Regions from separate parts of the Homo sapiens genome. Here regions 2 and 3 are each linked to region 1. Evidence: chromatin loops called from intact Hi-C (ENCODE). Cell type or tissue: B cell. All regions are shown on one strand. Links, peaks and the distances in the headings refer to the core of each region. The heading gives the core; the rest is flanking DNA. Region 1 overlaps MAPKAP1 (MAPK associated protein 1). Region 2 holds the start of MAPKAP1 (MAPK associated protein 1). Region 3 overlaps MAPKAP1 (MAPK associated protein 1).

Region 1 (10,234 bases), core at 1,328-9,327:
TGCGCCACCACATCCGGCTAACTTTTGTATTTTTAGTAGAGACAGGGTTTCACCATGTTGGCCAGGCTGGTCTCAAACTTCTGGCCTCAAGTGATCCACCCACCTCGGCCTCCCAAAATGCTGGGATTACAAGCGTGAGCCACCGTGCCTGGCCAGTTTGCAATAAATTTAATTAGATATTGACTTGTGGCATTTCTAATCAGATCATCTGCATGTATGTATGTCTTCTTAGCTAGACACGAGATTTTTGGGCTAAGGTGTGAGTGTGGTGGATTAGGGTAAGACAGGGTTGAGTCCTAGCTTTGCCACTTATTCTCTGTGTGACCATGAGTAAGAAGTTAGCTTCTCTTGGACCCTTTGTCCTCTCCCTCCAGCCTTGCTGGTAGGAGTGGTGCAGATCACCTGGCAGATCATATGTAAGCAAATGCTGCTATAGTCATTGGCACATAACAGATGACCAAGGCATGTTTGTTGATTCATTTTCTCAGTTAATTCATGCTGTTTTAGTTGTGAATGGTCTGGTAGTAGATACACTGGATGCACCTGCCCTGTGTTCATTATTTGGTTTAGAATTTTCTCCTCAAGGATGGTGATTGTTCTGGCACTATTAGATTGACTTTCTCAGTTCACATGTTAGAGAATATGCAGTTATCTGGCAAAAGCCACAGTTACAGAGTTGTTAGGTATGGAGGAATTTTGAATTATCTAATTTGTCTCTATTGTATCTTGATATATATGCGTTAGCTTTTTTTCCTATGTATTTTCAAACCAGTACTTCCTAGTGTTTTTAAAGTGTTTGGTTTCATTTTTTGCTTTCAGTTTTATTTTTTTTCTCTTCTGTATATTAATATGTCCCTTTCAGGATAACTTTCATCTGTTCTAGGCAATGACACCTGCTATTAGGTGTTTTCTGCCTTTGGCTTGGTCCACAGTTGTGCTCATCTTAGAACCAGCCTCCTTTTTTCTGTTGTTCAGCAGCAGTTCCCCAGGGTTCACTCTGACACAAATCAGTGGTGGAGGAAGACTTGGGAATAGGGAATGTGGTCTCTGCCCTGGAGCCGTGTGTCCTTTAGGAGAAGGCACTTCAAAGCAGCAGCTGTTCCCATTACACCAGCCGCAGCTGATACCAGGAGTTCATACATGTCCCAGGTTGAACTGAGCTGCTCTAGTTGAGCCATATATGAGTTAACATGTCTGTTAACAATTTCTATTTAGTTTAATTTAGTGAAAACTTATCAACCCCCTACTTTCTGGGTCCCATGGATACAGACATGAATAAACTGCTACGCCTGCTTTGAAGTAACTTGTAGACTGGTAGGTATGCAAATGACAATAAAGAAGCATTAAGAAATTTCTGTATAAAGACTTACCTTAAAAATCAGAATTTCATGATTGTATCTCTCTTCAAGCCATAGATGCAAAATCATCTTTACATCATTTAGCATGATTTATAGTGTAGGTGTAGTTTTGCATTCTGCTTTTTTACCTGCTTTTGTGTTGAGTTTTTCTTGTTTGTGTAGAATGCAAATAGTGTTTAGATTACATTCCTTTGGGCAGATATTTCAGTTCACTAGTCTCTTTCTCAGACAGGGCTGCTTCATGAACGGTCTTGTGGCAAAAGGTAGGGCGCATTTTAGCAAATAGTAGAGCAGTGATCTCTGTTGGCAAAGGTGCCAGATCAGCCTGAACATAGGGTGGAAGGCTTTTTTCTTGACTTTTTAATTGAGCAGCAGCTGGGGAGCTAAGAAAGAAAAAGATGGTTTGGGAAATGGAGAGAACTCACTGATAGTTCATATCTAGGAGCTTTAATTTAATTTGTAGTATTGGGAAATGTTTCTAATCTTCTGAAAAGGGGCTTGTGCCACAAACGATGTTTGAGGTGAATGGGTCTGTTCTAAGTTCTGACTGTTGGTGTAGACGTTTAAGAGCATCTGGTAAATCAGAGGGTAGGATTAGCAGGACTTGAGGACTACCTGGCCTTAAGGGAACAGTAGGCTTCACAGTAGGAAGGCTGACATTGCTGGAGAATAGCGTGCCATCGAATAAGTGGAAAAAGAGTAAAGATTAGTGCCCAAGAGAATGAGTCCATCATGAGACTGGTTAGCTCTATTTGTTGACTAACTGGAGAGGAGATGACATTTCCTTCCAGTAGATTGAGATGGAGAAAAGCAGAAGACTAGCCATCAAAAGTGTGGATTACTGTCCCAGCTTCTGTTCTTTCCTTGTTGTCATTCCTTCACATGAACTCTTTGAGAGTCTTCACCTGAAAAAAATGGGGACAGTCTCACCTACTTGATGCAGTTACTTTGAAGGTTAAATAGAAGATGCTCGTGAAAGTAGTTTAAAGGCTGCCTACTGTTATTCTACTGTTTTATATTAAGCATTATGTTTTGAGACTTTGACTTTCCATCTCCCCTCTAACCCTTTATCAAGCATTGTCTGGATCATATGCCAAGGAGAAATTTAATCCATACCTAACTTCACCAGTACTCAGTTTGCCCACAGAAAATGGGTTCGTTAAGCTGTGTAAAATTTTTGCTAGTTGGAAGGGAAGTGAAACTATAATTGTTTCAGTGGGATTTTTTCCTCCCCCAAACCTTGTGAAAAATGTATTCATGTGTTTTATGAGACTCCCCCACAAGTCTAATTTGATGACAAGAATTGCTGTTATTGCTAAATTTATTACACGTTCACCTCTTTTCCCTGAGTGACTCATTATTGAGTCCTAGAAATGCAACTGTGTTTTTGTTTAGGAGGAGGTTGTGGTAAGGGAGAACTTAGGGATGACTTTTAAATAAGAGAACTTTGTATTATATTTATCTGTCTGGAGGCAATAAATCTGTTTCAGCAGATTAAATACAGACTTCTTTATAAAGCCTTGTTTTCTCAAACCTCTTATCAGCAGCACTTGGCAGTAATCACACCTACGGAAACTTGTAATTTTCCTCAAGGAGGTGACACTGACAGAATTAAAAATGAAGGAGCCCCCCTGAAAAGCAAGTTCATTACAAATTAACAGTGGTCTTAGCAAAGCAGTGGGCTAAGGCGTGTCAAATAGCGATATGGATAAAGAAACCCAGCATTTTAAACTGTCAGAGCTGGGAGCAAGGCTAGCCTGAGAACAAATTAATCACATATTGTCAAGGCAAAGTTGCATCAAATTAACACATCGGATTCCAGCATATTAATGTCAGAATGCTTTCACCTGATTATTACTGCAAACCATTGCCACTCTTTGAATGCAAAGATATAATTAAATTGCTAAATAGAAAGTGCATATAATATCTCCACATGCATTTAGGATGCATGAGCTGAAAAGTGCACATCCTAGGAAGTGACAGATTCTATTTGTAGGGGAGAAACTTTACTTTTTTTCCCCTTTTATTTACTTGAGAGTACTAGAGTATGAAATTAGAAAAGTTAGTTATGTTATTCATATTCTATATGAATTAGATGAAATACAGGTTTAATTTAACTGATTTGCTACACTGACTATGAGTACATAATTACCTCTGCATTTTTCTGGAAGAGAAATGGGACAATGTTGCAAAATAGTACTTTGCATCAAAATTGCCCATTACACATAATCCTGGTGGTGGATTCGTCATCAGAAAGTGCTTAGGAGAAACTAGATTGGCCATTCTGACAACTGTCTTTTATGTAAGGATTACTTTCTGTCTCAGCTTAATCTAATATGTGTTCTATTATATTTAAAATAAGAATTCAGGCAGAAGCCCAGCTGTGGTTGACCTTTTGGCTCAAGGAGGCAGCCCAGCAGGAAGAACTTGCTTTTTATTAGTCCCTGTTTGTCCCAGGTGATACTTGGGCCAGGCTTTCTGACTTGCTGTCTTTGTTATCCACAATCAGCCTTGCTGTCCCTGTTACTCACACTTAGATTTGGCTACTCTCCCTGTGTCCTCTACCAAGCTCTGTTGGCGCTGTGCATTGAAATCTTCCTTAAATCTCACTTCTTTCATGAAGTCTCCTTCAGCAACTCACACTTCATAGACTTCTCTTTTCAGCTTTGGGATTGAGCGGTCTTGCATTTACAACAGCTCACTTAGCAGAGCTAAAGGGCTTGTAAATTCAAAAAAGGGAAGTAGTGATTGCTAGGAGCCACCATGGGTTTCCTCAGAACCAAGCAGGGCAGAACAAGCCCATTTCTTTCTTGGATAGGGTTGTTAGCTAGATAGAGGGCTGTGGTTAAAATTCTTTGTTCTGAATTTCAGTAAAGCATCAATTTTTGCATAGTATTCTTGCACGCAAGCTGGAGATATTCTCCAGTCACATTGTGGTCAGGTGGACTTTGCACCTGGCTGAGAGACGAGGCACAGAGTGGTGATTAATGGATTTATGTCAAACTGGAGAGCTATCTTTCGTGGCAAGCTGTAGGTCTCTTGTGTGTTCATTGCTGTCAGGGACCTGAATGAGAACATTGATGATAGGCTGATGACACTTGTGGAAGGCAGAAGGCTGGGAAGAATAGCAGGCATGTGCAGTGACAAAGTCAGGGACTAAAGTGGTCTTGACACACCAAAATGATACTTGCACTTAAGTCATAAGATGCAGTCATTTGTGTATGGGGGTGGCAGTGGAAAAGGGGAAGAGGAAGATGAGGTTTAACCAAGTAGCACATGAAAGAAAAGGTTTAGGGTCATGGTTAATTGTAACCTCAGTATGATTCAGCAGAGCCAGGTAGTTAGAAGGAAAACTCATGCATTCATTTCTCAAATATTTCTTGAGTGCCTGTATGTGCCAGGGACTTGACTAATGCTGAGGATACAATAGTGAATGAGATAGTCCCTAATTTAATGGTATGTGTAATCTTGTAGGGAAGTCAGACAATTATAATATAGCATAATAAATGCTATGAGAGGAAAAGTTTAGTATGGTGAGTTTCTTCTTTTTTTTTTTTCTTTGAGACGGAGTCTTGCTCTGTCACCCAGGCTGGAGTGCAGTGGCGTGATCTCAGCTCACTGCAGGCTCTTCCTCCTGGGTTCAAGTGATTCTTCTGCCTCAGCCTCCCAGGTAGCTGGGACTACAGGCATGTGCCACCATGCCTGGCTAATTTTTTTGTATTTTTAGTAGAGATGGAGTTTCACCATGTTGGCCAGGCTGGTCTTGAACTCCTTACCTCAAGGGATCTGCCCGCCTCGGCCTTGCAAAGTGCTGGGATTACAGACATGAGCCACCACGCCTGGCCTAGTATGGTGAGTTTCTTAGAGGAAGGACACCTGGCCTGGGCTTCGCATGGGAGAATATCAGGGAAGACTCCTTAGATGACCCCTAAGCCAAGCCTTGAAGGATGGGAGGAGGTTAGGCAGGAGGCTTCTAGGTAGGTGAAGTGCTGGTGTAAACATCTGAGGTGAGAGATGCTGGTAAATTCTGGGCAATGAAAGTAGTAGGGTATGACTGGAATGTGGAGGCTGAGAGCAGAGGAGGTGAGAGACGAGGCTTGATCAAGAAGAGTTTTGATTTGCTCCTGCTAGTTGTATTTGGAGCAGGAAACTGACATCCTTACGTCTGAATAAATCACCATGGCTGTGGTTAGCAAAAGTAGGGAATTTAGTGTGGTGAGGTATAGTAAGTTCTGTACAACAGACATTTACAACTATAAGTGTCTATTCAGACAAGTGCCACAAGGAGGTGGTAGAGACTAGGAACCGGGTGGGGCATATGAGTTGGGCTTTACAGAATCCATCCAGAGAAGATGTGAACATTGCCTGAAAATAGTAGAAGGGTTCTTGGGTAGAAGATGCTCTGCATGGCTCTGCCAGGCTGGACAGAGCAAAGGCAGTTGTCTTCATTCATTTTATGTTGCTATAACAAAATGCTGGAGACTGAGTAGTTTATAAAACAAAAAGGTTTTTATGGTTCACAATTCTGATGGCTGGAAAGTTCGAGATTGGGCATCTGCACCTGGTGAGGGCCTCAGGCTGCTTTTACTCATTAAGGAAGGCAGATGGGGAGCTGGGGAATGCAGAGATCACATGGTGAGAGAGGAAGAAGGACACGGGGAGGTATCAGGCTTTTTTTTTTTTTTTGAGACAGGATCTCACTGTATCACCTAGGCTGGAGTGCAGTGGTGTGATGACAGCTTGCTGCAGCTTCAGACTCTTGGGCTCAAGCAGTCCTTCTGCCTCAGCCTCTCAGGTAGCTGGGACCACAGGTGCATGCCACCATGCCCAGCTAATTTTTAAAAATTATTTTTTGTAGAGATGGCGTCTCCCTTTGTTTGTTGCCCAGGCTGGTCTCAAACTCCTGGGCTCAAGTGATCAACCCAACCTCTTTTTAATAAGCAGCTGTCTCTGGAACTAATAGAGTAAGAACTCACTTCTCAGGGAAGGTATTAATTTATTCATGAGGGATCTGCCTCCATGATCCAAACACCTCCCATTAGGCCCCATTTCCAACATTTGGGATCAGATTTCAACATAAGGTTTGAAGAGGACAAACATCCAAACCATAGCAGAGGTGTTAATCATCTTTCCATGATTAAGGGTTCAGTGTTGGCTGTTTGTGTCCTAACTCCCTAGACTTGCATTGACATACCAGGGCTGCTGCACTGCTTTGGGCCAAAGATTTCCTCATCTGTAAAATAATAAACCATACAATATGTGAAGGCCAGAGATAGTGTTTTACAAAGCACCTGGTATGGACTTGTGCTGAGTAGGAATCTAGCCAGTTATTGTAGAATCGAGTTATTGGAGGCTGGGCATGGTGGCTGATGCCTGTAATCCCAGAAGTTTGGGCGGCTGAGACTGGGGAATCACTTGAGCCCAGGATTTCAAGACCAGCCTGGGCAACATAGGGAGGCCCTGTGTCTGCAAAAAGAAAAAAAAAAGAAATTAGCCAGGTGTGGTGGCACGCGCCTGTTGTCTCAGCTACTTGGGAGGCTGAGGCAGGAGGATCGGTTGAGCCGGGGAAGTCGAGGCTGCGGTGAGCTGTGATTATGCCACTGCACTCCAGCCTGGGTGACCGAGCGAGAGTTCCTGGACCCTTGACTGTCTCAGAGATTACTAGAGTTAGGTGTCACTGATTCCTGGCCTTGACTGTTATGTTTCTACTTTGTAGGGGTTCTAAGGCCTTAGTTGACCCTAGGCTCAGTGTCCCCTGCCTCTCAGTGCACTTCCATCCTACTTCCCCACATAGTTTGTGAGCTGAAGCATACAAACTAATTTTGATATTCATGTCATTTAAATATGTTTATAAATTGTGTGTTTACAAAAGCCACATTTATTATACTCCAAGGACATCTAAAAGTGACATTTTGTGTTATACATGGCCTTGTCTGCTTCGACTAGTATAGGTGTTTGGGAGTGAACCATGCCTGCATTTCCGTGTCTTCTTTTCTTTTTTATTTTTCAGTTAAAATTGTCAAAAAAACACATAAAATTTACCATCTTAACCAATGTTAAGTGTTCAATATGGTAGTAACTATATGTACGTTGCTGTCAACAGACCTCTCAAACTTCAGTCTTGCAAAACTGAAACTTTATGTCCATTGAACAACTTCCCTTTTCCTCTTGCCCCCAGCCCTGGCAGCTACTTTTTTACTTTGTTTCCAAAAGTTTGAATGCTTTAGATCCCTCATAAGATATATGGTAGTAATACTGGAATCATGCAGTATTTGTCTTTTTCTGACTGGCTTATTTCACTTAGCATCATGTCCTCAAGGTTCATCCATGTTGTAGCATAGGACAGGATTTCCTTCTTTTCAAAAGCTGAATAATGTTCCATTGTATATACACACCACATTCTCTTTATCCATTCATCTTTTTATGGACATTTAGGTTTTCACTTCTTGGCTATTGTGAATAATGGTGTGCTGAACATGGAAGTACAAATATCTCTTTTCAGTACAAATATCTGTTTTCAGTTCTTTTGCGTGTATACCCAGAAGTGGGATTACTGAAATTATATGCAATTTGTAATTTTTTGAGGAACCTCACATTGCTTTCCATCGTGGTTGCATTATTTTACATTTCTACCAACAGTGCACAGGCTTCCACTTTTTCCACATCCTTTGCAACACTTTTTATTTTCTGGTGTGTGTGTGTGTGTGTGTGTGTGTGTGTGTGTGTGTTTTGACAGTGACCATCCTAACAGGTGTAAGTATGGTACCTCGTTGTGGTTTCAATTCGTGTTTCTCTAATATTAGTGATGTTGAGCATCTTCTCATATGCTTGTTGTCCATTTTTACATCTATGCAAGTCCTTTGCCCATTTTAAATTGTTTTTGTTGTTGTTGTTCTTGTTGTTGTTGTTGTTGTTGAGTTGTAGAGTTCATTATATATTCTGGTTAGATACATGACCCCTGATTAGATGTATGGTTTGCAAATATTTTGTCCTGTTGCATAGGTTGCCTTTTTACTCTGTTGTTTTCTTTGCTGCACAGAAGTTTTTGAGTTTGATATAGTCCCATTTGTCTGTTTTTGCTTTGATTACCCATGCTTTTGGTGTCATATTCCAAGAAATCATTGTTACATCCAACGTCATGAAGTTTTCTCCCTTGATTTCTTCTAGAGGTTTTATAGTTTCAGGTCTTACATTAAGCCTTTAATCCATTTTGAGTCAATTTTTGTCTGTGGTGTAAGGATTCACCTTCGTTCTTTTGTATGTGGATATCCATACAAAAGAATCCATACAATTCATTTTCCCAATGCCATTTGCTGAAGAGACATTTTCTTGTCTTAAGTGACTTATAATGAGAACACTTTTCACAGGTGTAAAAGTGACATTTAGAGTGTATCCTTTATGTGGCTCTTGATGATCTGCATAGTGAAGCATTTTATTTAAAGTGCCCCTTTTCCCACCTTGTCACCTGCCCTGTCTTCTTGCCCATTCCATCTTGCCCATTCCATTTTCTGTCATATCTTGTGGGTTGTGTGTGGTGTTCTTCTGCCTGAAATGTCTTCCTCTATAGTGAATTGCTGTTTATCCTTTAAGATTCAGCTCACACATGGCCTCCTCTGCCTCCTACAAGTTCACTACCACAAGCAGTCCTTATGACACTCCATTGTAGTTATATATTTATATGTCCTTTGCTCTCATAGAATGTAAGCTGTGTGTGGACAGGGCAATGTCCAGTTTATCTTTCTAACACCAGCAACTCCACAGACCCTAACATTCAGTAGTCACTTTGCACAATTAAATGAAGTGGCCGCCTTTGTCGTAGAGAATTATAAAATGGTACAAGGCAGGATGCTTCAGTTTGTATGTAACTAACCAAGCTTCTGTCTCCTCATTTCTAAAATTAGGAAGTGAATTAGTTCTCTGAGGTCTCTTCTGGCTCCAACAGCCTATGAAAACAGTGGGAATTCTTACCTGAATGCTTTCAGAGCTTCGTTCCCACATATCCCACAAGATCTACCGTAAAGTAGGATAAAATCGTAACTTTTTGGAGGGTGAGATGGGGTGGGGTTTAAGGAATTATGCCATTCAAGAGTCAGATGAAAAGCTGGGCACAGTGGCACACACCTGTAGTCCCAGCTACTCGAGAGGTTGAGGCAACATAGTGAGATACTGTCTCTTAAAAAAAATAAAAAAGAGTTAGGTGAAGTGTGCTGGCAGGGCCTTCCTAATGTGTTCCGGTTCCAGTGGTTCCCTTTCTCAGTGCAGGCCAGGTGTTCCCATCCCACTCTCTCTGCCTTCACTATTCCCATCTCTAAAACTGGAAAGATTAGAGAGGGTCTTCACTTTATATGGTTCACTATATGTGTGTTTAAGGGGGCAATGAATGTATTTTTAAAAAATATTTTAACATTGGGAAATGAAAAATTAATTTTTACATAAAAACTTTAAAGCCTTAAAAAACTGGCTATTGGAAATGTGCCCAAGATAGAGGCATTTGAATGGCAGTGGGGAGGGTGTGTATCATCTTTGGGGTAGTGTGAAATTTTTTAAGTTATCAGAAGGCGTCATGGATTACAGGTAGTCATGAAACATTGCAGTAGTTTCTGTTCTAATTTTCTGTGATTTTATATTGATGACAATTTCACAGAAGGCTTCAGTGGGATGAGTCCTACTCATTGTTACATATGAATTGCACCTACAGTTTTGTTGGCTTGTTTGATTTTTTAAATTGAATCCTGACTCCACCACTTACTAGCTGTGTGGTGAAAAAAATAAGTGATAAGAAAATCACTTTTCTCTAAACCTTAGTTTTCTCATCTGTGAAAAGGATATGATGATAGTATCTTCTTTTATAAGATTGTACTGATAATTAAATTAGA
Region 2 (10,234 bases), core at 1,117-9,116, 75 kb before region 1:
GTCTCAATCTCCTGATCTCGTGATCCACCCGCCTTGTCCTCCCAAAGTGCTGAGATTACAGGCGTGAGCCACCATGTCCAGCCAAGAACTGTAGTTTTAAAAATCACTTGCACATTAGAGCGTACTCTGTTAGAATTCTGTCATTATGTTATACAGAAAGCCAAGATAGCCACCAGACAGGCCACAAGGAGAAAAATCAAGATAGTCTGGCCAACATCTGCTGCCATGAGTGAGGCCATTTTAGTCCTTCCAGGCATTCTAGCTTCCATCTGACGGCAATTGCATGAGCAAGCCCAGGATAGATTGGCAGGAGAAACACCTATCAACCCACAGAATCCTGAGAAATAATACATGGTTGTTGTTTTAGGCTGCCCCCCAAAATGAATTGGAGTTTGCTGAGTGGAAAGGCAAACAACAATTGAGGCTTGAGGGGCTGTGAGGAAACTGAATGTGTGAAGGGACCTGATCCTTACTGCCCATCTTGGCGTGCCGGGCCAGAAGAGCTGGCATTTATGCAACACCTCCTGTATACCAGGCACTGTTCTAGTTACTCTCTCTGCAGTACCTCATGGAATTCTCACAACAACCTAGATGAGAAAACAGACACAAGAAAGGCAAGTAACTTGTTGAAGGCCACACAGGTAGTAGGTGTTTTTTTTGTTTTTGTTTTTGTTTTGTTTTATTTTGATTTTTTTGAGACAGAGTCTCGCTCTGTCGCCCAGGTTGGAGTGCAGTGGCATGATCTCGGCTCACTGCAAGCTCCGCCTCCCAGGTTCACACCATTCTCCTGCCTCAGCCTCCCCAGTAGCTGGGACTATAGGTGCCTGCCACCTCGTCTGGCTAATTTTTTGTATTTTTAGTAGAGACGGAGTTTAACCGTGTTAGCCAGGATGGTCTCAATCTCCTGACCTCATGATCCGCCCGCCTTGGCCTCCCAAAGCGTTGGGATTAGAGGCAGGAGCCACCACGCCCGGCCCGGTAGTAGGTGTTTTTGAACTTCTGCCCACTGACCCTCTCTAGTCCCGGGAACCAGAAGAAAAAGAACCTCCACCCCCTAACATGGCTTCCTTTCCAAGCTGGAGATGAAGGCTGTGAAGCCTGATTGTCATAGGTATGCCCAGGTACCTGTCCCGCTGCCCTGATGTCTATGGGAGTCCCCTAGCCAGCCCCTGGCCCAGCACCATCAGTGTGCTGTAAAAATGTTATTTTTGTGGCCGGGTGTGGTGGCTCACGCCTGTAATCCTTGCACTTTGGGAGGCAGAGGCAGGCAGACCACAAGGTCAAGAGATCGAGACCAACCTGGCCAACATGGTGAAACCCCGTCTCTACTAAAAATAGAAAAATTTGCCGGGTATGGTGGCGGGCACCTGTAGTCCCAGCTATTCGGGAGGCTGGGACAGGAGAATGGCTTGAACCTGGGAGGCGGAGGTTACAGTGAGCTGAGATCGTGCCACTGCACTCTAGCCTGGCGACAGAGCGAGACTTCATCTCAAAAAAAAAAAAAAAATTTGTATGTGTGTTAGCTCTCATGGTCCTACCACTGTACACCCCAGGTCAGGAGACAGGTCAATGTATGCTTTAATGACACTTCCACCAATACAACTCCTGCTTCTTGGAGGCTCATGCCATCCAATTAGTTTCTCCTCTCTCCTCCTCATCTACCTCCCCAGTGCTGTTCCTCAGTTGCAGATGCCATGGGGAGCACGTCTGGTTTCCTTTTCACCCCATGTCTGTCCACCATCTTGGGATGGACGTTCACAAGGATCTCAGTTCCTTGACTATCTCATCTTCAGTGATTTTCCCCCCATTCCACTTTAGCTGGGACCCCCTCTCACATGGCTCCTCCTCTGAGGTTATTTGTTGAAACATCCATCTGTGACAATAACCTCCATCCTTCTGCTTTCCTTCATCAGTGACTTCCATTACATCTATTTGAGACCTTTAGGCCAGTGATACCTGTTTTTCTGGAATTCTCTTGCTTCCCTATCCAGCATACTTTCTATGGCTCATTGTTTTAAGCACTCTTAAAAGCTGATATGACCCCATCACACCTGTCTGGCAAAATCCTTCCTTGGATCAATCCAACTTCTCATTCTTTGGGTGTGTGTATCGTGACTGCTCCAACTAGCTATAGAATAATCACACTAGCCATCATATTAGTATCACCATACATTTAGTCTCCATTCTCAACTGGGCCCTCAATACTGTCCTTGAAATCCTACCATATATCACTGCATGCCAACTTACCACAGTAACTACAGTATTTCAAACCCATAGTCGAACTTGACTACAAGGCTTCTTAAGGGTAGGGTCCCCGTCTGGCTTTTTCACCACTGAATCTCAATAGGCACTCAATAAGTATTGCTTACTGACTGAGGTATACTCATACTGGTAGGCATTAGTAAATAATAGTCACATGCCAGGCTCTGTTATATGTAAGCTACATGTATTAGGTCATTCTATCCTTGCAACAAACTAATGAGGTTATGTAGGACTTCTGTCATTCCCATTTTCCAGGTAAAGATAAGAATATTTAGAGAAGCAACTTGGAGAGATGAAGTCACAAAACTTGTAAGTGGCAGAGTGAGTATTCACTTTTTATTTTTCTAATTTTTTTTTCAAGACAGGGCATTGCTCTTTCATCCAGGCTGGAGTGCAGTGGCATGATCACGTCTCACTGCAGCCTTGACCTCCCAGGGCTCAAGCAATCATCCCATCTCAGCCTCCCAAGCAGCTAGGACTACAGGCATTCACCACCACACCTGGCTAAAAAAAATATATGTGTATATGTGTGTGTATATATATATTTTTTTATTTTTTATTTTTTTGAGACAGACTCTCACTCTGTTGTCCAGGCTGGGCTGCAGTGGTGTGCTCACTGCAACCTTCACCTCCCAGGTTCAAGCGATTCTCCTGCCTCAGCCTCTCAAGTAGCTGGGACTACAGGTGTGTGCCACATGCCTGGCTAATTTTTCGTATTTTTTTTTTTTTTTTTTTAGTAGAGACAGGGTTTCACCATGTTAAGACAGGATGGTCTTGATCTTCTGACCTTGTGATCCGCACCCCTTGGCCTCCCAAAGTGCTGGGATTACAGGCATGAGCCACCGTGCCCGGCCTATATAGAGATAAATTTTTTAAGGTAGTGATGGGGTCTCACCATGTTGCCTAGGCTGGTCTTGAACTCCTGGGCTCAGATGATCTTCCTGCCTTGGTCTCTCAAAGTGCTAGGAAATATTTACTCTTTAGAATCTATAACTGCTTAGCAGTTTTAGATAGGTCGAGTTTTATGTGTCTAGGAGACAGTCAGGCAGCTGTGCTTCAGATTGGAACTCGAGAGAGAGAGAGAGGAAAATGGAGAGTAAGATTTAGGAAGGAACAGATAACCTGGTGACCTCAGAAAATCAAATATCCAAACTTGTTCACACCTGCTGCTTTGTTAGAGTGCCTCTGACAGGTCCCTGATGGAACTGTGGTGGTGTGTGTGCAAGAGTGTGTCTGGGTGCTGAGGTGCACTATTCCCCCAGTATAGATATGTGGTAAGATACCAATTACATAAAGTAATGGGATGTAGTAAGAGATCAATCACATATGGTCATGCGTGGAATGAGGATGTTTTGGTCAATGACAGAGTGCATATGATGGTGGTCCCCTAAGATTATAACATGGTCTTTTAATTGTACCTTTTCTGCATTTAGAGATGTTTAGATACACAAATACCATTGTGTTAGAATTGCCTACAGTATATGGTACAGTAACATGCTGTACAGGTGTGCAGCCTAGAAGCAATAGGCTAATACCAAACAGCCTAGGTGTGTAGTAGGCTCTGACATTGTGTAAGTACAGTCTATGATGTTTACACAACCACAAAATCAGCTAACGATGCATTTCTTGTGTCCTCATCATTAAGTGATGGATGACCATATTTGAAATACATGGGTAGACCCACCGTGTTTTTTGTTTTTTTGTTTTGAGACAGAGTCTCTGTCACCCAGGCTGGAGTGCAGTGGCCTGATCTTGGGTCACTGCAACCTCTGCCTCCCGGGTTCAAGCCATTCTCCTGCCTCAGTCTCCTGAGTAGCTGGGACTACAGGTGCACACCACCACGCCAGACTAATTTTTGTATTTTTAGTAGAGACAGGGTTTCACCATGTTGGCCAGGCTGGTCTCGAACTCCTGATCTCAAGTGATCTGCCCTCCTCGGCCTCCCAAAGTGCTGGGATTACAGGTGTGAGCCACCGTGCCTGGCCCCATGGCATATTTATTAATAAGTTTAAAATTGGGCAGGGGTCCCTCAGGGCTGAAATTCAACCTTGAGTTTTTTCTTTTGCTAAGGTGCGTTTTTGAGAGACTTCCCCAAGCATCTTTCAGGTGGGAGAACCACTCTCACTGCACTCCCTGAATCCTTTTTCCCCCTTCATCGTGGCTTTCTCTACTGATTTCCTCCGTGAGAGAGGAAGGGAGCAGCATGAGACACACTGAACTTCTGCCCTGTGCCAGTCCTCCTACATCTCCTGGAAACCTCCCAGCAGGGCTTGAGGAAGATTATTGTCACCTCCATATTACAGATATTATAATAAGAGAAATAACTAACATTGACTGCATGTTTACTATGTGTCAGGCACTATGCTGGGTGTTTTTCAAGCATCATCCCATTCGATTCCCACAGCAATATACTCTAAAGTTGAAACTATTGCCCTGGATGGGAAAACCCGAGGCTCAGAGAGAAGTGTCACATCCTAGGACACACAGCAAGTTATAAGAGCTGGCATTTGAACCCAGGTCTTTCTCAGAGAGGCTGAGCTGCCTCATCACTCATTTCTGGACGAACTAAGGGCTTTTCTCCGTGGAAATGGGGAGAAAGAAGATTCGATGGAGAAGCCTAACACTGATTCCTGCTCAAGGCAAGTCCAGGCACTGGCGCATCTTGCCAGAACTCAGTCTCCGACCCAGGCCTTTCCCTGCACTGGAGAAGCGGCGCGCATGCGCCCGGCCTCCCTCCCGGCCCCGCCCCGCGGGAAGCTACCGCTCCTTGCTTTCAGCTCTGGGGCTTGCGCACTACGTCCCCAGCCAGAGGCTCCTTCCCGGTCGGGGACTTCCGGAACGCCGGGGTGTGGTTCCGGGTCGTGTGCGGCTCGGGGTAATAGGGCTGCTGCTCGGCCGGCCGGCGGCGGCGAGCAGCAGGGGCATGAGGGCTAACCCGGGAAGCGGCAGCTGAGCGGGCCGGGAGGAGCGCCGGTCCCCGTGGATCCCGAGAGTGCAGAGCTCGGGGCAGGGGCCGGGAGGCGTGGGGGAGCCGGGCCCTCCCCTCAGGAACGTGTCCCGGGGCCGACCCGGCCCGTAGTGTGGAAGCAGCTTCAGGTAAAGGTTGCCCCAGCCGCCAGCTCCCCGCCCGTCCGTCAGCCCACCAGCTTGCCCACCTGGCGGCCCTCTCACCCCTCCAGTTTCAGCGCTGCCCGGCGGGCCGCCTGCCGGGCCCTTGTTCAGGTGGCCCGGGCGCGTTCGTTTCCTGGCCATTTCCAGAACTGGAGGCTGTCAGGAGTCTGAGGCGGGTGTGTGGTTTAGGGGAAAAGAAGCCAGCTGACCTGGTAGTGTGGGGGTGGGGGGTGTAGTTGACTCCGGCAGTTTCTGGGCCTGCACTTGGCAATATCTAGGTGCCCTGGTCTTCATAATGTGAAAATCAAGGTTTTCAAGCATTGACTGTGTGGTCCTTGTTTCCTTGCGTCCCTTCTCCCCCTCCCCCTTAAAGAGGTTAACAGCCTTACAGACTTTTTTCTAGCTACAGTGCTGCTGGAACTTTGATTCATTCTTTGTTTATGGGAGTGGCAAGGAGTCATTTAGATTTGTTTAAGGCTGGGAAAAAGAGATTGTAGCGTAAACAAGATTATGACTTTAACCAGAGACCCCCAAATTGACTCAGAAATTGGTTAAAACTTCCTTTTGAATGAATGAAAGTCACTTTGGAAGCCCACCACAGTACCTGGCACTGTACAAAGCACCATGTTGTTATAAACCCAAATCGGCAAAGTTCAAAACTTTCCCAGGTGTGAAGAGTCAAATGGAGACCCATTGGTTTAAAAAAAGCAGCGTTCTCATTCTCTGACAAGCAGGAGAGGTGGATCCGTAATGTTAAAACCCACTTGAGCAGAAGCCTAGATATGGGTTTTATTCCTTATATTTTATGAGCCCACACAAGGTACCTAGTAAACACGGAAAGAGTTCTTGATGAAGCAATAATTGTTTTCATGTTTTTCAGTTTACACACCTGCGGGATTTGGGGCATGCTGGTAGCCCTTTCCCATTCATCTGTGTGCTCATGCCTACCTTCAACTACTGTGTGTCCCAGACTGCACTTACACCCCCTTACATCTCCTAATCTGGCTCCTGGTTACCTTTCCAGTTATGCTTGAAAAGGTCTCCTTCTTTAATTACCCCATCCTGATCCATTACTCTGAATAAGTAGGATCTCTAATCATTTTTGTTCTTTCCTATTCCATTGATTTTTGTAGAACATTCTCCCTACCTTGCCTAGGTTTCCCCTTTTCTCTTTCAGTCTATTGAGACGCTTCCCACGGCTCAGCTGAGTTGGCCTCACCCAACCAATTCAGGACAACCCCACCTGGAAATGATTTTTCCTCTAGAATTCTATAAGCGCTCATTTTTATCTACAATTATTTAACTTAGCAAATGTTTACTGAATATGGATATGTATATATATGCCAGGTACCATGCTAGGCAATTAGAGATAAATATAAGATTCAGTCTTTGCTGCCAGGGAGCTCAATTTAGTGAAAGAGAGATAAGGGAAATGAATAATTCTAACACCGTGATAAGTACATTGTGTGAGAGTTCTTGTGACAGTGGTAGGTGCGGGAGGGGAATGGGTTATTCACCTTTGAGGGATGGGATGTGGCCAGGTAATGCTTCATAATTTGAGGTAAACTAAACTTTGAGTATTTGGGTATTATATAGGGGTTTCTATTGTTTAATCATTTTAACCTCAATTTACAGATTAGGAAGACCCATAATAAATTACACAGCTGGTAGGAGACAGAGCCAGGATTCAAACCCAGGTCTGTCTGATGCCTAAATCTGTGCTTTTTCCATTACATGTCTTGCCTTTTTCTCACATCATCTCCCTCTTTTTATGCAAGTACATATTGAAACCAAAAGTTATATAGGACAAAACATATGAATGTTAAAATGAATGGTACAGAAATCTTTTAAATGTAAAGACTGTGCTCTTCCAAGGCAAGGAGATGGCAGGTAGGTTAGTTAGCTCAGCTTTGAATATGAGCAGAGAAGACAGTCTATAGAAAATAGGCATGGACTCTGGATTCAATTCCTGGTCCCTGTTCTTACAGGATATGTGACCTTCGACACATAACTCCAAGCATCACTTTCTTCAACTAGGGGTTGGGTTAGGGAATAATATTGACCACATGGAGTGTTGTGAATATTTATTGAACTAATGGGGATAAAGGGCCTGGTACGTGGTAAAGTCCCCCGAAATAAATAGCTATAAGATACAAAGGTATAATGCTTGAGGCATGGTTTTAGACTGGTGAGTGAGTTTACAGCCTGAGTCATGCAAGTCATTGCTTCTTTTAGCAGGGTACAAGGACGTAAAGTTGGAGGGGCGGTAGGGGTCAGAGTCAGTGAGGGCTTGAGTACCAGGCAAGGGAGGTAAATTCCAGTTTCTGCTAATAACTTTTCCAGTTAATAAATACTTCGAGGATCTACGATTCATTTCAGCAGTGCCAAGCAAAATGTTAGACCTTGGGGATACAAAAAGAAGTAAAATTGGGTCCCTATCCTGAGGTTATTGACATTCTAGTAGAGGAGATGTCTGTGTGTGTGCAGGTGAACCATAATAAAGTACTGTGGGTTCTAAGGTAGAAGTCCCCAGGAGGTACCATAGAACACTGAGAAGGAAACACTGATGATGGTAGGTAATGAGTACTTACTCTGCTGGTGTGATGTTAAATGCTTTATCTCATTTTTTTCTCGTGTGAGAAGGTGTTATTAGCATCCTGATTTTACAGATGAGGAAACTGGGGCACAGAGACCTTGAATAACTTCCTTGAGTTTATGCTGCTGGTAGAGCTGTAAGATAGAGGGGATTATCTGCTGAACACTGAGATCGGCACTCTTCATTACTACACCATGTTGCTTGTTCTTTGTGATGTGGATGCGGACCCTCTGGAAAGGCTTCAGAGAGAAACTTGCCCTTGAGCTGTAGCTTCAGTGTGCCAGTCATTGTGAGACAGGAGGGATCACGAGGAATGGAAGTGGCCTTTGCACTAAAGGAGCTCATAGCCTTATCTGTTACTTTAAATGTTTTTCTTTTTTGGTGGGGGAGCTTGTTTTGCTTATTGACTTATACCTGAAGACTTCAGAAACTTTTGCAGTTGAGTGGATTTATATGATTCAGCCTAAGATAATTTGCTGGCAATCTGTTATTCTGATGTATAGGCCTTACTGTTACGGACGCAGTTGTAGATGTCAAATTATTATATGACAAGGACTTCTGTCACGTTACTTGTTTTTTTTTTTTTTTTTGAGACAGTCTTGCTCTATCACCCAGGGTGGAGTGCAGTGGCATGATCTTGGCTGACTGCAACCTCTGCCTCCTGGGTTCAAGAGATTCTCTTGCCTCAGCCTCCCAAGTAGCTGGGACTATAGGCAGGTGCCACCACGCCTGGCCAATTTTTGTGTTTTTAGTAGAAACGGGGTTTTGCTGTGTTGGCCAGGCTGGTCTCAAACTCCTGACCTCAAGTGATCTGCCTGCCTCGGGCTCTCAAAGTGCTGGGATTACAGGCGTGAGCCACCATTCGTGGCCACATTACGTTTTTTCCCTATGGGAGGTGCCCTGACTTGTTTCTGTGAGTTCGAAGTTTTTGTGAAGTTTTTTGACTCAGAAGTCAGCATATTTCAGCTTGTGTTAAATTTAAGAGGCTTAGTGGTTAAATATGTTACTTAAGAGTCACAGAGCTAATGTGTGATAGAGCCACAAAAAACTGGCCAAAAAAGAGTAAACAAATCTTCATTAAATTATTATTATTGTTCTGTTTGAGCATCTTCCTCAGTGGTCTCCAAGTCCGATGCCTGTTATGTACTAGGATGAGTAGGCTGGGCCTTGATGAACTGGAGAGCACGGGCCCAAACTAAAGGGAGCAGTTGCTGCTCAGCTCCACTTGCTTGTTGCCATGTGAGGAAGTGGGCCCAGTGTCCTTGGATCTTTTGACACTTTTTGGAAAAGATGCTGGAAATCTGGATTTTAATTTATTCTTATTTATTTATTTAACTTTTAGAGACAGGGTATCGTCCTATCAGGCTAGAGTGCAGTTTCGTGGTAATAGCTCACTACAGCCTTGAATTCTGGGCTCAAGTGATCCTCCCACCTCTGCCTCCCCAATAGCTAGGACTACAGGCGCATGCCACTATGTGTAGCTAGTTTTTTTTTTTTTTCTTTTTTTGAGACAAAGTCTCGCTCTTGTTGCCCAGGCTGGAGTGCAGTGGCATGACCTTGGCTCACTGCAATGTCCGCCTCCCGGGTTCAAGCGATTCTCTTGCCTCAGCCTCCTGAGTAGCTGGGACTACAGGTGCCCATCACCACGCCCAGCTAATTTTTGTATTTTTAGTAGAGACAGGGTTTTGCCGTGTTGGCCAGGCTGGTCTTGAACTCTTGACCTCAAGTGATCCGCCTGCTTCAGGCTCTCAAAGTGCTGGGATTACAGGGGTGAGCCATTGCATCCGGCCATGTACTAGCTAGTTGTTGCTTTTATTTTTTTTGTGGGAAGGAGTTTCGCTCTTGTTGCCCAGGCTGGAGTGCAATGGCGCGATCTTGACTCACTGCAACCTCCACCTCCTGGGTTCAAGCAATTCTCCTGCCTCAGCCTCCTGAGTAGCTGGGATTACAGGTATGCGCCACCACGCCTGGCTAATTTTGTATTTTTAGTAGAGGCGGGGTTTCTGCATGTTGGTCAGGCTGGTCTCGAACTCCCGACCTCAGGTGATCCACCTGCCTTGGCCTCCCAAAGTGCTGGGACTACAGGCGTGAGCCACTGCGCCCGGCCTAATTTTTAAAAAAATTTTGTAGAGATGGTGTCTATCTATGTTGCCTAGGCTGGTCTTGAACTCCTGCCTTCAAATGATACTCCTGCCATGGCCTCCCAAATTGTTGGGATTACAGGTGTGAGCCACTGCATGTCGTGGATTTTAATGTATTTAGTTT
Region 3 (10,234 bases), core at 1,049-9,048, 180 kb after region 1:
CAACATGGCAAAACCCCATCTCCACAAAAATTTCAAAAATTAGCTCGGCGTGGTGGCGCACGCCTGTAATCCCAGCTACTTGGGAGGCTGAGGTGGGAGGATCACTCAAACTCAGGAGACAGAGATTGCAGTGAGCCCAGATCGCAGCACTGCACTCCAGCTGAGTGACAGAGGAAGACTCTGTCTCAAAAAAACGGGCTGGTGCGGTGGCTCATGCCTGTAATCCCAGCACTTCAGGAGGCCAAGGCGGGCAGATCACCCAAGGTCAGGAGTTCAAGACCAGCCTGACCAACATGGCGAAACCCCGTCTCTACTAAAAATACAAAAATTAGCCTGGCGTGGTGGCAGGCGCCTGTAATCCCAGCTACTCTGGAGGCTGAGGCAGGAGAATGGCTTGAACTTGGGAGGCGGAGGTTGCAGTGAGCTGAGATCGCGCCACTGCGCTCCACCCTGGGGGATAGAGCGAGACTCTGCCTCAAAAAAAAAAAAAAAAAAACTCCTGTGAGTAGATGTTTGAATCTGCAGAAGACATGATCAAAAGAAGGAAAACCAGAGAAAAAGCAATAGATGATCAGGACCTGGGTGAGGGCTGTGGTCCCAGGATAGAGAGGGACGGAAGATAAACGTGAAAACTAGGAGACCAAATGCCCAGTACTTGGTGCGTGGTGAAGCCTCCAGTTGTGCCACCACAACTGCCAATTTAAGGGGAGATGCTGATGTCTGTTCTGGACATGCTGCACTGGGGGCCATGTGGAGGTGGCAGCCATACCCACTGCTCAGCTCTGAAACTCTGGAGAAAGGTATAGGCCACATAGCTGCTTCAGGATCACCAACATGTGAGTAGTAACTAAAACCCAAGGGCAAACCCGACACAGGAAAAACGTAGTTAGAGGAGGTGCTGATCAAGGATAGAACTCAGGAAGACCATTGCTTAAGGGACAGGTGGAGGTCCAGAAGATCACAAAGGAAATGTGAGAAACAGATGACTGGAGACGTGGACCCAAGAATCAGGTGACCGTGCCTCCAGGGAAGCCAGGACTTTAAGAAGTGTCGAAAACAGCTGAGAAATCTCTACTGGATCTCTCGACATTGAGGGCATAGTGACCTTAGCAAGAATGTTTTCGATACATGAGAGGAAGGAGGGAAATCACATTGCCATGGGAGTTTTTATAATTAGAGATTTAATTATGTTTACAGGAAGGAGCCAAAGAGAGAGAGAGAGGGAGTTTGAGAATCCAGGCAGAAATGTAAGTAGGTCAGGCACATCCCCGGCTCTAGAGGTCAAAGAGGTCATTACTATGGTTGCCCAGGCCGCTGCCCACGCAGGAGTGCTTGGGAAGGAGCACTCCCTTTTGCCAGTTGAATTACCTTGAGCTGAAGCTCCCTGCAGGCAGCCCAGAACTGTTGCTTACGGTGGAGAGGAGACCCAACCAGGAGGGAGTTTTCAGCCCAGAGACCAAAGAACCCCAGTCCAGCATTTCCTACTAGGACCTACAGAAAGATACAGCTTTGCCTAAAACAATGTGTGTTCCCATCGGTTTCCCCCAAGAAATCCAGTGAGAATGTTCCCCTCTCAGGCCAGAGGGCCCAGAAGACATCAGACCTTGGAAACTGAGTTTTCAAAAAGTATCCATGCCTGATGTAAAGGAATTGAGAAAGAATCCCAAGCCTCAAAGCTGTTCTTTGTAGCCTTATTTATAGTACTGGCAATTTTATAAGTAACCCAGAAGCCCAACAGAGATAGCAACATGACCCATAGCTCACGTCTACTGGTTGGAATAAGATGCAGCCATTGAAAACGGTGGTTATAGAAATTGTTGCAACAGGGAAAGGGGTATGGTAAAATGTTAACTTAAAAAAACTAAGCTCAACTTCTAGTATACAATCTGATTACAACTGTGAAAACAGGCGAGAATGGTTAGGAAAGAGACCGTGAATGGCATTGTGCTAGTGTTGGGATTTTGGGGTGGGGTGTGGAGGTTCTCCTCTGTCTTCTAAATTTCTAGTATTTTTAATAAGGAAAAGAAACAGGTTTATTTTTATATTTTTGGCAAGTGGTGACACCTGGGGGTTTAGGCAAAGGTGGGCTGCAGGCTCATTCTGGCAGCTCCAGCTCTGACCAGTCATGGCCAGCCACAGTCAGTACTGGCAGGTTGTGTTAGAAGAGACCCTCCCTTGAGACTTTTCTTAAGGCAGATGGAAAGTAAAAAAAATGATAGCCGGGCATGGTGGGGGGTACCTGTAATACCAGCTACTCAGGAGGCTGAGGCAGGAGAATCGCTTGAACCCAGCAGGCAGAGGTTGCAGTGAGCCGAGATGTCACCACTGCACTCCAGCCTGGGTGACAGAGTGAGACTCCATCTCAAAAAAAAAAGAGCAAAAATTGAAAATCAAAAAAAGACCCTTCTTTCAGTTGATTTGCAGTGGAAGTCTGGGAGCACCTCTTTTAGCAGGGTTGTGAGTGCTGTTCATGTATGTTTAAGCCATCCCATCTCATGACCACAGCAGCCTTTCCAACATGGCCACGCCCCCTGAACTGGCAGGAAGAACCTGTTTTTTCAGCACAGCCTCCTGTTTTAGTTAGAATCCATAATACAGAAGATGAATTAAAGCACAAAAGCTGGACGTCTCCACTTCTGACATTTGTGCCACTAATTAGTTTCTGCTTGGTATTAAATTCTATCTTCTCTGTCTTACTTTGAAAAACTTACATAAGTGTAAATACAGTTCTACATATCCAGATTTTCACTTCAGTACTCACGAGTGGAGGTACAGTTTCAGTATCTGCCCTGAGCATGTGACCAGTGCTTAGATGCCACATTTATACCCTCTTATATTGCATTTTATTTACATAGCACTATAAAAGCAAATCTGCTCAAAGGAGGCCCAATTAAAAATGCAATCTTCAAAGCAATTAGCATTTTATCATCAAATACCAGTTCCATCATAGTTAAATGAATGACCACCTCCCTGCTATATGCAGGGATGTATGTGACATATAAGAGATCACTGACAGATGCTATCCCCTCCTTTACAGCCAGGCAAACCTTGGAAGGGACAGTGCCTTGCCAAGGTCCCACAGCTGAAACATGGCAGAGCTAGGATTTCATCCTAATTCTAACTTCAGGAATTATGCTTTTTTTCCTCTGTGTCTCAGGCTTTTGTTAAACCTTAATTTAAACAGAATTTAACAATTAATGCAAAATAATTTGAACTAATTGGAATATTAAACTTTACATTTTTTTAAAGTCATACTAATACATAACTTTTTCTTAGCTGATTTTTTTTTTTTTTTTTTTTGAGACAGAGTCTCGCTCTGTCACCCAGGCCAGAGTGCTGTGGCACAATCTCAGCTCACTGCAACCTCCGCCTCCTGGGTTCAAGCAATTCTCCTGCCTCAGCCTCCCAAGTAGCTGGGATTCCGGGTGTGTGCCTCCATGCCCAGCTAATTTTTGTATTTTTAGTAGAGACAGGGTTTCACAGTGTTGGCAAGGCTGGTCTCAAACTCCTAACCTCGGGTGATCCATCCACCTTGGCCTCCCAAAGTGCTGGGATTACAGGCTTGAGCCACTGCGCCCAGCATCTCAGCTATTTTTTTACAACTAGTGTCTCAGCTATTTTTTACAAAGACAGCTTGCTCCTGTGACTTAACCCTGTTCCTATGAAAACCGCTGGTGGTCTTGGAATTTTCAAAGGTAACTTGCCTACCTCTGATTCCCTCTAACGCCCCAGGGAGATGCCTGGTGGGCTGCAGCTGAGGAGGTCATTGGCCCCCTCTTCCTCTTCTACCTGAGATGAACTGTGAGGTGTCTGAGGCTGATGGTATCTGATAACAGGTGTTCTTTTGTTCAGTCAGTATTGAAGTGTGGGCAGTTCCTTCTTCCCAGACACCTATGGTGGAAATTTACTATGTGGCATAAATTACTCATGTTTATTGACAGATTCATTTCCAGCAAGAGGTCAATGAATTGTTACACTTTAATATATAGGTCTTGGTCTGGGTGAAATTATGAAAGTGTGAATTCTGATTATTAGCTATTATTCTGTTGTGAAAGAGTCTCCCCATCCTGCCAACATTACCTTCTCTGTAGTTCTCGCCTCCATTCCTTTTCAGTATCCTTTCTGCACCTGTCTAGCTCAAAACTGCACTCACTCCTACCTGGCTGACTACGGGAACTGCTTACCTCGCCTCCAGGCTCCAGGGAACCAGGGAGAACACCCTAAAACACAGTTTGCCCATTTCTTTCACTTGCCCTGCTTAAACCCCTCTAGTGACCCCCATCAGCTGGTGACTCCAGGCACTCTCAGCCCTTTGTGTCCCTCTCCCTCCCACCTGCCTGCCACACATGACCCTGGTTTGCCCAGAGCTCCCATGGAGACCCTGTATGTTTGCCCATGCCGTTTCCTTGCCCTGTGGCATCTTCCTCTTTTTCACCCTTCTCCACCCTCACCTTTACCCAGCTGACTCCCTGCCCTCCTCCAAAACTGCGGAGGTGTCAGCTCCTCCCAAGAAACTGTCCCTAGTGGCTCTTCTCCACCTCTGGCCAGGTGCTTCTGCCTTGGTGTCTCCACGGCAGCTCCCTGCGTTTACCTTCTTCACGCTCATCATATTTGACTCTCGGTGTTCATTTCTCTGTCCTTTGCTCTAGCCCATGCTCCTGGCAGAGCCCAGACTGAGGAAAACTGCCCTTCTGGCCGCCCAGCGAAACAGGGCTGCTAGCGAGGGGAACTCGGGGCAGAAACGCCCGCGGAGTGAGTCCGCCCCATGTCCTATGGCCCAGCATGGCTGCTGATCTTAACCTGCCCTTGCCCCCCAGGGTTCCGCTCATCACTCCTTGCAGAGAGCAAGAGGGGGCTGTCTGCTGTGGCTGTCCACCGTGCCTCGGCCCAGTGATTAACTTTGCAGCTGTGTCATTGTTCAAGTCCAAACACAAGTGCTCCACAGAACGTTCTCTGCCCTCTGTTCCCCTCTCCTATGGCGTGAGTGCTTTCACTGGAAAGGACAAACAGACCGGAGGCTTGAGGGAGAGTGGGGGAATGTTGGGACTCTTCCTCCTCCTCACCTGCTTCACTCTTCCTCAGATGGGTGCTGGAATGAGCCCTGGGGATAGGCAGGAGACACACACAGCCTCCACATGCAACCAAATACATTCAAAATTCAGAGGACGGGATTTGAGGTTACTTGGTTCAAATATGCAGCCTTTCAGGAGACTTGGCTTGGTATGATTTTTTTGTTTTTTTCACGTGACTGTGCAGATGAACCACAGGCCTCCCCTCTGTCAGCCCACAATTGACATGCTTCACAAGCACCATAGTCCCAAGGGGACAGTGTCAACGCTTCCTTTCTGGGGCTCTTAGGCCTTGCAGACTACTTATTACATGTGCTGTGTATAGATTGGGCTCTGCTTAAAGTGCAGGAAACCTTTTTAACAGTGTCTCAATTGTTCAGGCAAAACATGCTTTAGTGCTTTGAGGTTTGGTTTGGTTTTGTCAGTGACAAGCGGGAGCAGGTGGTGTGGACAGTCCATAAGCTGTCTTATCAAAGTGGTCAGTGAACCCCGAAGCTTCGGGTCTGTGGGTCTCCCTAAGACCTTCTGGTTCTTTCTAGCCCCAGGCCCTGGTGTCTTTGTGTGTCGTGACCAGTTGTCAGCAGGAATGCCTCCTGGAGGGGGTGTCTCTTTGTCCTTCACAGCCCTGTGTCCTTTGTAGATGGCTGTGCTTGTTCACAGCATGGCCAACAAAGGTGCCCGCATTGTTCCTCCACACAGGGATGTCACCGACAAGATTCTGATGTTGTGGGGTAGATCCTGTGAATGTGAATAGATACAGACGCACACACAGATGCCTCTGTGTAAGGTCCACCTCCTTATTAGAAACACAGAATTTATATGTTAACAGAGTGACTAGCTTCCAGTCAGGAATTCTCACATTTTAGTACCATGATTTAGAATCAGGCTAAATTTGTCAAGTGTCTGAAAGTGAGGTTTTTCAGAAATTATTAGGTAATTTTTTCAATTTAGGATTTATAGTCACAATTAGTACATCATAATGATGTTTCCAGGATAAAATACCAGTGGCTCAACTTTTCTGGCCACAAATGTACAACATATATCAGTTTATTTTTGGAGATCTGAAAAATTAGCTACTGTAAAGTCCCCAAGAAGATTTCTCCAGGAAAGAGGTGAACTTACAGTAATATGGGTGATATATTATTAATTAATAACTATGACCAGCCGCTGCTTCAATTAAAAGGACAACGGATGAGAAGGACTAATAGAAAGGATATGCTGAATTTTAATCTTACAGACACTAAGGTCTGTCGAAAGACTAGGGAAGGTCATTTCTGGGCGTTTTGCAGGAGACCTGTATATTAGAGATGTCACCTGCTGCTCCTTGGTCTAGGAAGGTTTACTGAATACTGACTACGTGTCTCTCTTGGGCACTGTTCCTTTGCTTGCCAGTAATGGAAACCAACTTCAGTAGCTTAAGGCGAAAGAAGAATTTCTTGGAAGGCCACAGGAGTCTCCTAGAACCCAAGGATAACAGTGCCGATAGGCCGGGGCAGCCCCCATGGGCCTGAGCCTGGGAGTCCCAAAGCCCCTCATCTTATTCTCAGTCCTTGTGCCAGTTTAGACAGCCTAGCATCTATGTCTGCATTTAGAAGAGGGAATCCGATTGACCTGTCTGGACATAAAAGGACAGGCCCAGATAATGTAGCCATGGCTGCAGGTATGATAAGACAAGCAGGTTCCTTTGGAGGGCCACGGTACCGTGTGGTAGGCCCACACAAGAAGTGCGCCTAGAAGTGTGGTTATGAAGACTCACCCAAGAAGGCGCCAGCTGAGCTGAGCCACCCAGGATCAGCAAATCTTTCCCATCCGGGTCAGTGAGAGAGGACATCCCAGGCTTGGGGAAGAACCTGTGTAGAGGCTGGTGTGGCAGGTGGGAGTGTGCAGCACTCTGGCAGCCTGTGGCCTGTCGGGGCAGCGGAGTGAGATGAGGCTAGACCAGGAAGCAGTCCCAGAAATGACAAGTGTCATCCTGAAGGTGGTAGGACGGGGCATGGAGAATGGAGACCTAGATCAGATTTATATTCAGAAGCTCTGCCCCCTGGAGTCGGTCGCTTTGTGAGGTGCCCACTTTCCATGGTGCCCCCCCCGCCCCCATCCTCCCAGGGTTGAGATGACCTGAGGCCTTTGGGAGCAGCTTCCAGCAGGGTCTAAAACTGGGATTCTCCCTCTCCAGGCAGGAGTCCTCTCCCAGCAGGAGCCCAGGCTGTGGAGCAGCCTCATAATAGTGTGGCTTTTGACCCTTCTCCTTCCTGTTGCTCATTTATCTGACTTTAAACAGTTAGTTTATTTTTAGAGTAATAATGTGGAGTTAATTAGCCTTCTCCCTTAAAAACGCCACCTTTTGCATGTAATTATCATATAGCAGCAGTTCCGTAAAGCCTTCCTAACGTGGCATTCCCCTGAATGCATTCCAGAGTGGAATGGGACCTAACTGGCTGTTGAGTCTTTAAAATTTTTTCATTGTCCATTTTATACCCAGCCTGTAATGAGAAAACGAACTACTCCTGGGAAGACTAGGTGCTGCTCAGCCTCCACTTGCTCTCGCTCGAATTGGAATGATAGGGGAGAACATATGGAGGCCCCCGCCATAGTTAACTCACCAGAACCCCTCAACACAGTTTTCTGTCTCTGCAGGTCACGCAATATTTAAACTCACGTATCTAAGCAATCACGACTATAAACACCTCTACTTTGAATCGGACGCTGCTACCGTCAATGAAATTGTGCTCAAGGTGAGTATTCCTTCTTGAACCAGAGACAGGGTAGGTGGGTCCAGCTTCTCTTCAGGCTGTTTGCGGCATGGCCGCAGCCCCACCCACTCCGCAGCTCTATAGAAGGTTCCCGGGCCCAGTTTGGCAGAGGAGGAGTGTCGCAGCTTGCCAGCCACCCAGGGGTGAGTGCCTGTGCCAGGGCCACACCAGCCCCCGCTCAGCTGCTCTGCACCTGCTTCAGTCAAAGCAGGACCCTTTTCAGTTTCCTCCCAATCCCAATAACCCTGGCTCTTCCTGTATTTGTTTATTCCTTTTATGTACTGTTTATTTTCCTGCAACCATTGTCAGGAGCTCCTTGAAGCTCCTGGAGCAGACTCTGAGGAAATTATTATTGTTTTGAAGATAATTATGCTGAAGGTGATTTTAGCAACCTGTTCTAAACATACCTAACTTTCTGCTAGACTTGTATGTCACCATACCTAAACAGTATACTCACTGAGCACCTTCCGTGTGCCTGGCCACGGCCTGGGATGCCACGGTGACAGACTCTGTCCCTGCCCCTGGAGAGCTTTTCCTCTACCAGAGGAAACAGGCATAAAACACAAAATTACAAAGAGATCGTTAGTCTCAAAGGTGTGGGTGTGTCACAGTAAACTGACTTGGGGTGGAGGTATGGAGGCAGGGAGAGCTGAACCCTGAAGGATGACTGAAAAGGCACAGATGTTGACCAGGTAAAGAGAGAGGAAGCACCACAGACAGGCAGCCTGGGAATGGGCTGAGGCAAGGCAGGCACAGGGGGATGGGGGGCTGGGGGGGCTGGGGGAGCTGGCGGGGCTGGCGGGGCTAGGCCGTGCAGGGCCTTGCAGAGTGGAGTGTGGCTGAGAGGAGCTCTGCTTGGCATGGGAGCCTCCAGGGGTCTTGCGGATTTGGGAGGTCTGGGATAGGACCTGAGATCATACGTTTCCAAGAAGCGCCAGATGCTGCTTTGGCCGCTGGTCTGGGCACCACACTCTGAGTAGCCCTGGACTAGGGGTCTCAGCCTCTCCCAAGCAGAGAATCCTTTCTTCAAGCCAAATCTTCCATAGGTTGATCAGATAGGAAAAGCAGCTGCTGTGGCAGAGCAGGGGCGAGGACCAGAGAGGGCTCCCCCACCCCTAGTTGTGTGACCCTGGCTAGTCACATCACCTTTCTGGGACTCAGTGTCCCCACCTGTAAAGTGGGGATCATAGTACCTATGCTACCCCACCCCACCAGGGCTGCTAGAGTACAAATCAGATGAGACATGGTAAACCTATGTAAGTTATCATTCAGTCTCTTCTGAAGAGTTGAAGTCATCACATAATAGCAGAAGTAGCGAAGATATGCTGAGGGACTGCACAGTGCAGGACCTGGGCCAGAGGCTCCACGTGTCCCATCACAGTGCATCTTCACAGCTCTGTGAGATCATGAGATAAAGTTGTTCCCATTTCCCAGATGAAAAGTGAGGATCAGGAATAAAGTAGCAGAGCCAGGATCATGACTCTGGTAAGTTGGCAGAACCAGAACTTGCCCCCAGATTTGACAGATTTCAGACTTGTGTTTTAATTCCCCAGATATGCATGACCTAAGAGTTGTGTGGGAGATTTCAATGAAATAGAATTGCGATCCAGGAATATATTGAGACACATTCCCCATGGCTGCAAAAGATTTTCAAAAGGAGTAGGTAGCAATTTAAAAGAGCAGCTGGAAGGACAGTTTGGAGCAGACAGAGTAGCATGATTAGCTGGATGAAAGGGAGAGGGTTCATAGACCAGCCTGATCAGAGCCCCTCCTTGGACCAAGGAGTGGGGACACGGGCCTGCCTGGGAGTGCTTGCAGCCAGCGAGCTTCGAGTTACCCACTGGAGCATCACAGACAGCACGGGCCCCTTGTGCAGAGTGTTCAGGGACCTGGCAGAGAAATATTCCATTACCCCGATAGGGGCTGGACTTTTTTTTTTTTTTTTTATAGCCAGCATTAAAATATTCAAGACTTGAGAAGGATTCTAGTAAAATTATAATCCCATGTTTGACATCAAAATAATTTTCACAACAGCAGATTGATGACAGAAACACAGGTTTATGACTTCAGTATGAGACTGTGGAAGATCAAGTGCAGAGAAATCATTTTACAGGTCCAAATGCTCCCTCGAAGCAGATGCTTCTCTGCAAAATCCGTGAGGTCTGTCACCTTCCCTAAAGTGTCTGTTTCCATATCAAAATATTTGCAGAAATATTGTGTCATGCACAAGACTCCAGAAGAGTTGTAGCATACCCTAGGCCTGATTTACTTAGAGCTAATGATCATGAGCCTGATGGAAGATGAGATAGTACTTCTCCCACCTCTGATTTTTTTTTTTTTTTTTTTTTTTTTTTGAGACAGAGTCTCACTCTGTTGCACAGGCTGGGGTGTAGTCGTGTGATCTCTGCACAC

The links. A loop is a pair of places that touch in the nucleus more often than their neighbours do. Peaks named below come from ENCODE experiments on the same cell type or tissue, not always from the same donor. Only the 100,000 strongest peaks of a DNase experiment are listed, where the experiment ranks them.
Region 2: it touches region 1 in a loop (4-fold over the local background); 6 of 110 quality-filtered maps call a loop at or near these places.
Region 3: it touches region 1 in a loop (9-fold over the local background); 3 of 110 quality-filtered maps call a loop at or near these places.

What each region holds. Positions count from the first base shown.
Region 1 is chr9:125,626,907-125,637,140 of GRCh38, reverse strand. The region is part of intron 4 of MAPKAP1 (MAPK associated protein 1); the gene reads left to right. Among named protein-coding and RNA genes, the nearest start is that of MAPKAP1, 75 kb to the left of the region's middle. RefSeq lists an enhancer at 368-517. In B cell, for the core only: a CTCF peak has its summit at 5,661 (motif pointing right); DNase peaks (open chromatin) are centred at 2,560, 4,240, 5,640 and 7,499; H3K4me3 peaks cover 924 bases; H3K27ac peaks cover 1,405 bases.
Region 2 is chr9:125,702,095-125,712,328 of GRCh38, reverse strand. It overlaps MAPKAP1 (MAPK associated protein 1), which reads left to right and starts at 5,121. Exons shown (of 12, transcript NM_001006617.3): 1 at 5,121-5,358. RefSeq lists enhancers at 4,748-4,907, 4,905-5,199 and silencers at 4,908-5,077, 5,188-5,417. In B cell, for the core only: no CTCF peak of the experiment used is centred there; a DNase peak (open chromatin) is centred at 5,048; H3K4me3 peaks cover 1,710 bases; H3K27ac peaks cover 2,108 bases; H3K27me3 peaks cover 108 bases.
Region 3 is chr9:125,442,071-125,452,304 of GRCh38, reverse strand. It overlaps MAPKAP1 (MAPK associated protein 1), which reads left to right. Exons shown (of 12, transcript NM_001006617.3): 11 at 7,707-7,804. Among named protein-coding and RNA genes, the nearest start is that of GAPVD1, 190 kb to the right of the region's middle. RefSeq lists enhancers at 4,712-5,240, 5,137-5,346, 5,449-5,978, 6,474-6,973, 6,974-7,475. In B cell, for the core only: no CTCF peak of the experiment used is centred there; DNase peaks (open chromatin) are centred at 4,304 and 5,314; H3K4me3 peaks cover 399 bases.